Linked DNA regions of Homo sapiens: region 1 is linked to region 2. Evidence: read pairs that join two places in POLR2A ChIA-PET (ENCODE). Cell type or tissue: MCF 10A. All regions are shown on one strand. Each heading gives the region's core, and the rest is flanking DNA. Links, peaks and the distances in the headings are about the cores only.

The links. Peaks named below come from ENCODE experiments on the same cell type or tissue, not always from the same donor. Only the 100,000 strongest peaks of a DNase experiment are listed, where the experiment ranks them.
Region 1: POLR2A ChIA-PET joins it to region 2 with 5 read pairs; 5 of 35 experiments call an interaction of 5 or more read pairs at or near these places.

The regions. Positions count from the first base shown.
Region 1 is chr2:9,588,409-9,593,784 of GRCh38, forward strand. It overlaps YWHAQ (tyrosine 3-monooxygenase/tryptophan 5-monooxygenase activation protein theta), which reads right to left. Exons shown (of 6, transcript NM_006826.4): 3 at 2,984-3,107. Among named protein-coding and RNA genes, the nearest start is that of ADAM17, 35 kb to the left of the region's middle. In MCF 10A, for the core only: no CTCF peak of the experiment used is centred there; no DNase peak of the experiment used is centred there.
Region 2 is chr2:9,653,689-9,659,064 of GRCh38, forward strand. All of the region lies in intron 3 of LOC105373418 (a long non-coding RNA gene), which reads left to right. Among named protein-coding and RNA genes, the nearest start is that of YWHAQ, 25 kb to the left of the region's middle. RefSeq lists enhancers at 1,188-1,297, 1,621-1,860, 2,491-2,590, 2,642-3,143, 3,101-3,270 and 1 more. In MCF 10A, for the core only: no CTCF peak of the experiment used is centred there; DNase peaks (open chromatin) are centred at 1,953 and 2,833.

The sequences.
Region 1 (5,376 bases), core at 299-5,298, 65 kb before region 2:
TACTAGCTCTTGGTAGAACCAAGATTTTTTCTCTGTATGGGTCTTTTAAAATCATGGTAGCTAACAAAAAACATTATCGTGGCCAGGCGCGGTGGCTCACGCCTATAATCCCAGCACTTTGGGAGGCCGAGGTGGGTGGATCACTTGAGATCAGGAGTTCAAGACCAGTCTAGCCAACATGGCGAAACCCCATCTCTACTAAAAATACAAAAATTAGCCAGGCGTGATGGCGGGCATCTGTAATCCCAGCTACTCAGGAGGCTGAGGCATGAGAATCGCTTGAACCTGGGAGGCTGAGGTTGCAGTGAGCCGACATCACACCACTGCACTCCAGCTTGGGCAACAGAACGATACTCTGTGTCAAAAACAAACAAACAAAAACAATATTGTGTACTGGGTATTTAAGAACTTGTTTATGGCCAGGTGCAGTGGCTCATGCCTCTAATCCCAACACTTTGGGAAGGTGAGGCAGGGGGATCACTTGAACCTGAAGAGTTCAAGACCAGCCTGGGCAACACAGGGAGATCTTATCCCTGTCTCTACAAAAAATAATAATAATAAAAAATAGCTAGGCATGGTAGTGCGTGCCTGTAGCTCTAGCTACTTGGGAGGCTGAGGTGGGAGGACCCCTTGAGCCCAGGAGGTTGAAGCTGCAGTGAGCCAAGATCATGCTGCTGCACTCCCAACCTCAGTGACAGTTTGTCTCAAACAAACAAACAAAACAAAAAACCAGTTTAGAATGTTGCTTACATATAAACAGCTTAATGGAAAAAAAACATGAGATATTATAGTAAATCAGACTTTTTTCCATACCTAGGCTAAAACTATTTTCTTATTTTATGTCTTTTAATTCTATTACTTGGAAATGCAGCAATTAAAAATAATTTGACTGGAATAATTTACAGTGGCTCACGCCTGTAATCCTAACACTTTGGGAGGCTGAGGCAGGCAGATCACCTGAGGTTGGAGGTACAAGACCAGCCTTACCAACATGGAGAAACCCCGTCTCTACTAATAATACAAAAATTAGATGGGAGTGGTGATGCATGCCTGTAATCCCAGCTACTTGGGAGGCTAGGCACAAGCCTCACTTGAACCCGGGAGGCGGAGCTTACGGTGAGCCAAGATCGCGCCATTGCACTTCAACCTGGGCAACAAGAGCAAAACTCCATTCAAAATTAATAATAATAATAATAATTTGACTGGAATACCCTTTCCCTAAATAATGTAAACTTTACAAAGATCATCAACACCAAAATCTCTATTTTTCTGATTTGCAGAAATACTGATTCTTAGTATCAAGTGGTATTATTTGAAAGGCAATATAAAAGTTTCAATAAATAGGACAAAATCTGCTCTGACCAGAGTTTGATTACTAGCCTAATTAAAATGTTACTCCCCCTTCAAAAAATGTTCAGTATTACCAACACTAATCTGATTATACCCATGTTTTGAAAAGGGTAGTTTTCTGTATGAGGCCACTGGCCTATTACAGCTTTAGAGATACTGACGTAAGAGAATTAAGCTATCCCTTTATGACCTGAATTATGTTCATTTTCTTTCCTCTGAAATGGCACATTTATTGATCTAATCCCTGACTGGTACAGCCCACATGCAATAAGAAGTTCTTGCAGCTTGGCAAATTAGGAAGCACCAGTGTCTCAGCAATTAGGCTATAAAGACAGCCTATCTATGAATCGCAGCCTATCAGAATGTACACAGGACTACGTGTGAGACCTGAAAGTGCCAATGAGCTCCTAAGGGTTAAATCAGGTTAAAGCTACAGCTATGTCTCAATCTCCCAAATACTTCTCTTTGGCTTTCTGATACTTAAATGTACAGTTCCGTGCCCGTATCATGTCCAATTCTGCTTACCTTCATGGCAACAGAAATTACACATCAGTAACAGAATAAGTAAGTTTAGTATATAGATTTTGTTATAGCAAGGTATAACAGTTTCTCAGGTACAAGTTCTCTTTATATATTCAGTTACACTGATATTTAGGATGGCAAAACTCTCATTTTCAGATCATAGTAACTATTTGTAGGGGTATATCTTTGTAGACAGGGCAAAATTAAGAACAAAACAACAAACTTACTGGAAAAAATAAGGACTGACACTTCTAATACCTAGAACTTGATAAATCTGGTAGCAAGCACATACACTAAATTTAATGAGATCTATCTTATATTCAGCTGCCAGTATCCCAAGAGACATTCACTGCAAATAAATTCACTTCACTTTTTTATTATCAAGTTAGGCAATTCGGTCACTTTTTCTCATATCCATGTTTTCTATGATAGTCTAGGTTAAAAAAAAAAGGTATTTAATACTAAAATCTATTTTTATGACCACTACTTGATTAATCAACAGTTCCTGTATATTCAACCTTCTCAAGTAAAACCTAACCATGAGTCATTCAAACTTACTGTGAAGTTGGAGCAAGTTATACACCAGCAATAACACACTCATTTCACCTCTCCTCAGAAATCTGATTATATGTAATTAGCAGTCAATGTTATGACCCCTTAAAATAGACGATAATGAATATGACAAACAGCAAAAGCACAACAACCTGTTTCCACGTTCTGTATGTAATTTCCAGTGATCTGAAGTTTTAAGGCATAATAGAAAGGCCATGTGAAATGCAGAATCACTCATAAAGTTTACACAAAAAACTCTGGAGCTAAAAATATGGTGAACCAAAATTCTAAAAAGCATAAAAGATTAATCCTGTTTTAAATAATACCATATGAGATTACAGAGTTCACAGATGAGCTTAATTTTTTTAAAGAGCATGTGATGTAAATTTATAATCCAATTTTCATTTTTGAGAACATAAGGTAATACTAATTTTCTTGACATACATTCAATTATTAAGTCACAAAGAGCCTGAAGACTACGTATACTGTCATAGTGTCCCATTTATCCCCATTTCTTTTTTTTATATTCTACTTTTGCCCATATAACAAATAAACTTACGTTTTCGATCATCACCACACGCAACTTCAGCAAGGTACCGGAAGTAATCACCCTTCATTTTCAGATAGAAGACCTTACTCTCTGGATTAGTTGCATTGGCTATTAAATATTTATCCAACAATTCCTGAAATAAATAAGACAGAACATTAGGCACTAAACTTCTGCCTACTGTGCATTATCATTAAATGATAAAACTTCTGCCTAGCGGGCATTTCAATCATTTACTACTACAGTAATACTATACCATACCAGCCTGGACTTGAAGCATGTTCTTAGAGCAGGGGTTAGGTTGTTGCCACTAGTTGCCCTGGGAGGCTTTAAATGATGTAGCCTATAGTTTCTAATGGTAAGGCTAGATTCTAGATTACACCAAACATTGTAATTTGAAACAGCCTATCTGTTCACTCATCCATTCATTCAACATTTACTCATACCTGCTAGGTGCTATAACGGATATAGAGAAGACTTAAAATCAGGCCCCTGCCCTCAAGAAGCTCACCGTCTGTAAGTACACCAACTACATACCAAGAACTAAGAAAGATGTGAATACGGTGCTAAGGAAGCACACAGATGGAGTAGCTCTGCTGGAGATGGCCTCCAGTTAAGACAGGCTTCCCAGGGAAAGAGTATTTGAGGCATGAAGAAGGAAAAGTAGAAATGCACCAAACAGAAAACAGGGATGTGCACTCATTTTAGGGACGGGAAACAAAATGTTTAAAACATCAAGTACGAGGGAGAATAGTGCTACTCAGTGCCCTTTGCATTCAAGTATCCATCTAAAATGAGGTAAATACAGGAATCGAGAGTAAGAGGTTTAGAAACTTGCACAGCAATTTAAAAGAATAATTTTAGGTCTACGAAATCTAATTATTTTTTTAAAAAAGTTCTTGAGTATGTCTTTTGTCCCTAATTTCATACAAAGAAATTTTCACTTCTAGTACATGGTATGCTATGCCTTGGAGTATAAAAAGTCACAAAAGACAAATATGATAGAAATCTTCTTAGATTCCATTTTTCTTGATGCTAGGTCATCCATTTAAAAACCTTTTTAGGGCCGGGCGCGGTGGCTCACGGCTGTAATCCCAGCACTTTAGGATGCCAAGGCGGGCAGATAACAAGGTCAGGAGTTCGAGACCAGCCTGGCCAACATAATGAAACCCCGTCTCTACTAAAAATACAAAAAATTAGCCAAGCGTGATGGTGGGCACCTGTAATCCCAGCTACTCAGGAGGCTGAGGCAGGAGAATTGCTTGAACCTGGGAGGTGGAGGTTGCAGTGAGCCGAGATCATGCTACTGCACTGCAGCCCGGGTGACAGTGTGGACTCCATCTCAAAAAACAAAAACAAAAACAAAAAAAGCTTTTTTGTATTAAATATTACAAAGCAAAATGAAATTCTCATAAAAATGTTAAGATACTAATACCTACTTCATTGGTTTGTTTTGAGAATAAAACCAGTAACAGATGTCAAAGCCTGGAATAGTGTCACATGTTAAGTACTCAGTAAATGTTAGCTAGTATCAGCCTAGGTACACAGTTTGAAAAGCACTGCTCTAGGAAAAGTGAAACTAGTGAACGTTTTAAAGCAGGGAAGAGAGAAGATCCTTTTTACATTTTGGAAAAATAACCACAGATACGCTCAGTTAATATTATATAAAATACCATCCATGATACCAAGTTGGCAAGTCTGGAGAATTAACAAGTAAGGTTGAGTCAAATTCACATAACTGCTAAAGAAAAGGAAGGCTGTTTATAAATTTAAAAATATACAATTCTAACCAAGAACTTTCTTCTTGTTTATCTGACTAAAAGTGGTCTAACAAAATGCAATCACTGCATCCATGTCTTTTTTTTTTTTTTTTTTTTTGAGACAAAGTCTCACTCTGTTGCCCAGGCTAGAGTGCAGTGGTGATTCTCAAATGATTCTCCTGCCTCAGCCTCCCGAGCAGCTGGGACTACAGGCGCACACCACCACGCCCAGCTTACTTTTGTATTTTTAGTAGAGACAGGGTTTCACCATGTTGACCAGGCTGGTCTCAAACTCCTGACCTCAAGTGATCTGCCCACCTCGGCCTCCCAAAGTACTGGGATTACAGGCGTGAGCCACTGCGCCTGGCCCATAAGTTATTTTTAAAGAAAATAAACAGAGGCTGCGTACAACAGCTCACACCTACCATCCAAGCACTCTGGGAAGTAGAGGCAGAGGCAAGAGGATTGCCTGAGAGCCCAGGAGTTTGAGACCAGCCTGGGCAACATAATGGGACCCTGTCTCTACAAAGAATTTTAAAAAAATTAGGTGTGGTGGCATACACCTGTAATCCCAGCTACTTGGAAGGCTGAGGCAGAAGGAAGGCTTAAACCCCGGGGGTGGAGGCTGCAGTGAGCCATGATCGT
Region 2 (5,376 bases), core at 49-5,048:
GAGATGCTTTCATTGCTTCTATTGGGTGTCTGTGAACTGCTTTGTTTCTACAGACTAAGGAGTTAGCGTAAGAACAGAACAGAACAGACTTTTCATACAGATTATTCGTATTGTTATCTCAATGGGGTGTTTTATTTGTATGGGAGGAAACCTCCCATATAAATCAAGTGGACACAGCATGGATGTTAGCCTGAACAACCAGGAGTTTTATTCTGAGATAGTCACTAGCTGTGTGACCTTGGGCCGCTAACCTAAATCTCTGGTCGTCAGTTTCTATCTCTGAAAGTAAGAACAACATCTATGTACTAGGACTGGGGAGAGGAGAGAATGATGTGAGATAGAGATTGCGTTGTGTGTGTGTGACTCTATAGAACTATAGTTCTCTGAATGATACTGAGATTAACCTTGGGCAAGCCTCTCTGATCCTTTGCTTATATATACGTGAAATGAGAAGATAAAGGTCCCAGTGAGACTGAATGAGATCATGAGTACGAAAGTGTCCTGTTAGTGAAAATGCACCTGGTCATCATTCCACTACATCTTCCTGTCTGTTTTCTCTTGGCCCTAGAAAGTGCTGTGGAAGCTTGGGGGTGAGTTCTGAAGTGTGTACACAACTGGAACCAGAGCAGCCACTGACTGCCTTGGGCCAGCAGCTTCTGGAGCCCAAACTTGGACCTCTGCATCCCTCCTGGGGCCCCAGCTCTAAGTACTGGGGTACGGTGCTGAATGGGGCGGGGAGGCTGTCAGCTTTCCTAGCTGCCTCTGTGTGCTGTGCTCTCTCCAGGGCCCAGTTCTCCAGGAGAAGGAGCAGGAGCAGGTATGCTGAGGACTCCATGAGAGCCAGCCTTTTGAATAGCAGCAAGTTTGTGGGGGCATCTGGGGACAGGGTCTGGGACAGCCCAGTCCAGCCCAGCCCAGGCAGGGGAGACGGCAACAGCAGCAACTCTGCTAGAAGTGACATGCAGATGTTGGCTGAAAGCCATCTACCCTCCCTCCTTCCTTTTCTTTCATCTTCCCTTTCTTTCCCACTCTCCCTCCTGTCTTCTCTACTCCACTTCTCTCCTTTCTTCCACAGTGCTATGGCTGCCTACGTGATGCCAAGCACCATGCAGTATTAGCAGCCACAGGCTGCTTACCCGGAAAACTGGACTTTTGTGCTCACAGGCTTTAAGAGAGATGGGGACAGCCTGGACTGCATGCAGAGGGAGCCACTAGGGCTGCTGGGGAGGTTCGAGACACGTCACAGGGGTTACCTGAAGGACTGAGGCTATAGCTTGGAGGAGACTCTGAAAACTGTTATCAGATATTCGAAGAACTGTCCATTGAAAGAAGAACAAAAAAAATTTTTTCCCAGCCAGGCATGGTGGCTCACAACTGTAATCCCAGAACTTTGGGAGGCTGAGGTGGGCAGATCAACTTGAGGCCAGGAGTTCGAGACCAGGCTGGCCAACATGGCGAAACCCCATCTCTACTGAAAATACAACAAATCAGCTGGGTGGGGTGGGGTGTGCCTGTAGTCCCAGCTTGGGAGGCTGAGGCCCGAGAATTGCTTGAGCCAGAGAGGCGGAGGTTGCAGTGAGCTGACAGCATGCCACTGCACTCCAGCCTGGGTGACAGAGCCAGACCCTGTCTCAAAAAAAAATTTTTTTTTCTTTTTTTCTGTGAAACCCAAAAGGAACAATTAGGTAGAGAGTTTCAGCTCTGTATCTGAGTGTCCTTTCATAATCTGAATTGTCCCAGGGTGGAAGAGGCTTCCCTGGAAGGTGAGTTCCTTGTCACCAAAGACCCTCAAGGACAGCAGGGACCACTCGGTGGCCAGAATGCTGGAGAGGGGAATTCAAACTTTTGCTGCAGTGGGAGTGCGTCAGACTCGATGACTGTCAGACTCTGGTCTTCCTTCGATCTTTGAGCTGAGAGTGGAAGAAGATGAAGTGTGACTTAGCTATTCAACCACGCCACAACCCCAAGCATCTTTAGTTTTTGTTCTGATTTTTATCTTCAGTAGCTGACTGACTGGGCATGAGTAATTCCAACTCCCCAGGCCGGGTGCACTTCACAGGCATGTTTCAGAATAAAATAGAACCTATGGCTCCAGCCCACCTTGACTGTGGTCACCAAAGATGCTTACCCTGACCCTGGGGTAAGAAATGAGCCCTTGGAGGGTCCTGGGTGTGCCCAGCCCCCACTGATGTGACTGGCAGCCCCCACCACAGTCTGCAGCCCCAGGCAGGGAAGCCTCCCCCTCCAAAGTTCTAGAGGGTTTTTAAAAATGTTTAAAGACATTTACAGCAAAACAAAATCAATTATCAAGTTTTGAGTCACCTCTCTTGCAAATAGAAACTTTTCTGTAAGAACTGCTTCTACTAGGCTGGGTGTGGTGGCTCATGCCTGTAATCCCAGCACTTTAGGAGGCTGAGGTGGGCAGATCATGAAGTCAGGAGTTCGAGACCAGCCTGGCCAACATAGTGAAATACTGTCTCTGCTAAAAATATAAAAAATTAGCTGGTCGTGGTGGCGTGCGCTTATAGTCCCATCTACTCAGGAGGCTGAGGCAGGAGAATCGCTTGAACCCGGAGGCGGAGGTTGCAGTGGGCCGAGATTGCACCATTGCACTCCAGCCTGGGTGACAGTGTGAGACTCTGTCTCCAAAAAAAAACAAAAAAAACAAAACAAAGAACAAGAAACAAAACAAAAGAACCGCTTCTACTGGGAAAGAAAACCAGAGAGAAAACCATTTATAGATTATCTCAGATTTACAAGTGAGAACCACAGGCCTGACCCCAGTTCACCTATGCCAGGGCTGAGTCTACACAGTCAACAGCCTCAGGATGCAGGGATGAGTCAGTGTGAAACAAAGACTCAACCCCCATCTAACGGAGCCCTTTCCCTGCTGTGCTCAGCCTGCACGGAATCTGCTTCTAGACAACCCAGACAGCCAGAAGCCAATGCATCTGACTGAGAGGAGTGGATAATGACTTCCCTTTTTAAAAACTTTCTTATTGGCTGCGCACGGTGGCTCACGCCTGTAATCCCAGCACTTCAGGAGGTCGAGATCGGCGGATAGACTTGAGGTCGGGAGTTTGAGACCATCCTGGCCAACATGGCGAAACCCCATCTCTGCTAAAAATACAAAAATTAGCTGCGTGTGGTGGTGCACGCCTGTAGTCCCAGCTACTTGGGGTGCTGAGGCACGAAAATCACTTGAGCCTGGGAGGCAGAGGTTGCAGTGAGCCTAGAAGACAGAGCAAGACTCCATCTCAAAACAAAAACCAAATAAACAAAACACCTTTCTTATTGAGGGGTAGCACATCTGCCACCAAGCATGCTTCTGATGGTCCCTCTAGAAGTCTCTTCCCCGGTATCTGGATTTGAGTGGGGTGACAAAAAGGCTGAACATGACTGGAGCCTATGCTATGGCTTCTGTCCCCTAAGTCCCCAGAGCTCCTCTGGTGTCTGTCCTCTCTGAAGCTTGGTTCTTCAGCTTTTCCATTAGGACTGTGAGTTCTCTCACATCCGGAGGTCGCTTCTGTTGTTTACAATCAAAGAACCTTGACAAAGAGAAAGTGCCTACTTGGTCTCCGTAGCTCCAGGGCCAGTGTGTGGCCTGACACACAGTCAAGTTCAAAAATGTTTAACTAAGTTGAACTGTGATGACTCCCCCCCTTTCAGTCTGGGGATCAGAGACAGAGTTGCCTGGGTGTCCTTGATGGAAGAAGCTCTTCCTGATCACTTTGGCTCGAACGGCACTTGCAGGAGAACCTGCTCAGTGCCCTTGGCCCCAGGCCGGGGGTACCACATGACTCTGTGCAAAGCTTTGCAGAAACTAATGGGACCCTAACCCCATCTTGAGAGCTTGCTTCCTCCTTCCTGTTAGGCATGAGCCCGATGCCAAGGCCCTGTGGAATTCTGACCTAACTTTCCCACTTCCAGCCTTCCCAAAACAAAGTTTCTACTTCTCTCCTGCCTCTCTGTTCAACCCCTAACCACCCAATTCTGCTTCTTCTAGGAGTTCTCAAAACACTAATAACAGTATTTAAGTGTATTAGCTGACTGAACGTACAGGAATGTTAAGAATCAGAAATCAAATTGGATTTTATAAAAATGAGGGTTTAGAAGGAAGGTTTTAATACAGGCGATTAAGCTGTAGGCTCCAGAATGGGGGAAGGTGTGAAGCCCCACACCTTTTCTCTCTTCTCCAGTGCAGACTCCATCCAGCACTCACTGTCAATGTTACTGCCATGGAAGTTGGTTAATCACTGCTGCGAGGTGGCCTCCAGGGGTGGTGTGGTATTGTTTCTTAACTGCACGCAAGGCTTGAGGACTTAACTCCTCTTTGTCCCTCCACCTTCTGCTCACAGAGGGTAGAGATTGTCTCACTCATCTTTGAACACGCAAAAAAGCTACTCAGTAAACGAGCAGTGGATAGATGATGCCTCCTGGAGCCTATTATTGCTTTCCTTTTTTTTCCCAAATGTAACCTTGTTTATAGACATTTCTCATAAAAGTAGAGAAAATTGCATACTACCATATTATACCTACCACCCAGCTTCAACAATGATCATCATTTTGCTATTTTTAGTTCATCTACACTCGCACCAACATTTTTTTTTTTGCTAGAGTCTTTTAAAGCAAATCTCAGTCATCATGTAATTTCATCCATCAAGATTTCAGTATAGATTTCTAATAGGAAAGGACTTCAAAAAAACAAACTCAACTACATGCCATTCTCAGACCTAACAGAATATATTTCTTTTTCTTTTTTGAGGGGGGTGGGTGGGGGGAAATGGCGTCTTGCTCTGTCGCCTAGGCTGGAGCATCACAGCTCGCTGCAACCTCGACCTCCTGGGCTTAAGCAATCCTCCCACCTCAGTCTTCTGAGTAGCTGGGACCACAGGCACATGCCACCACGCCCAGCTAATTTTTAAATTTTTTGTAGAGACAGGGTCTCCCTACGTTGTCCAAGCTGTTCTCAAACTCCTGGGCTCCAGTGATCTTCCCATCTTGGCCTCTCAAAGTGCTGAGATTACAGGCATGAGCCACTGCGCCCAGCCAATAAGTTTCTTAATATTATCCCACATGTAGGCCACATTCCGTTTTCCTCAGTTGTCTCAAAACAGTCTTTTTACTGTTGGTTTGTTCAAATTAGGATCCTTAAAAGAGTAAGTGTGGTGTTGGATGGGTATGTTTCTTATGTCTGTTCCCCTTCTTTTTTTTGTTTTTGTTTTTTTAAATGCCATTTAATTGTGGAAGAAACCAGGCCATGAGTCCTGCAGACATTTTCCACAGTTGTTTGGATTTGGCTGATGGCATCCCCACGGTGACATTGAGCACACTCCTCCATCCCGGGGTAGCAGAGGTTTGCATGCCACACTGCCT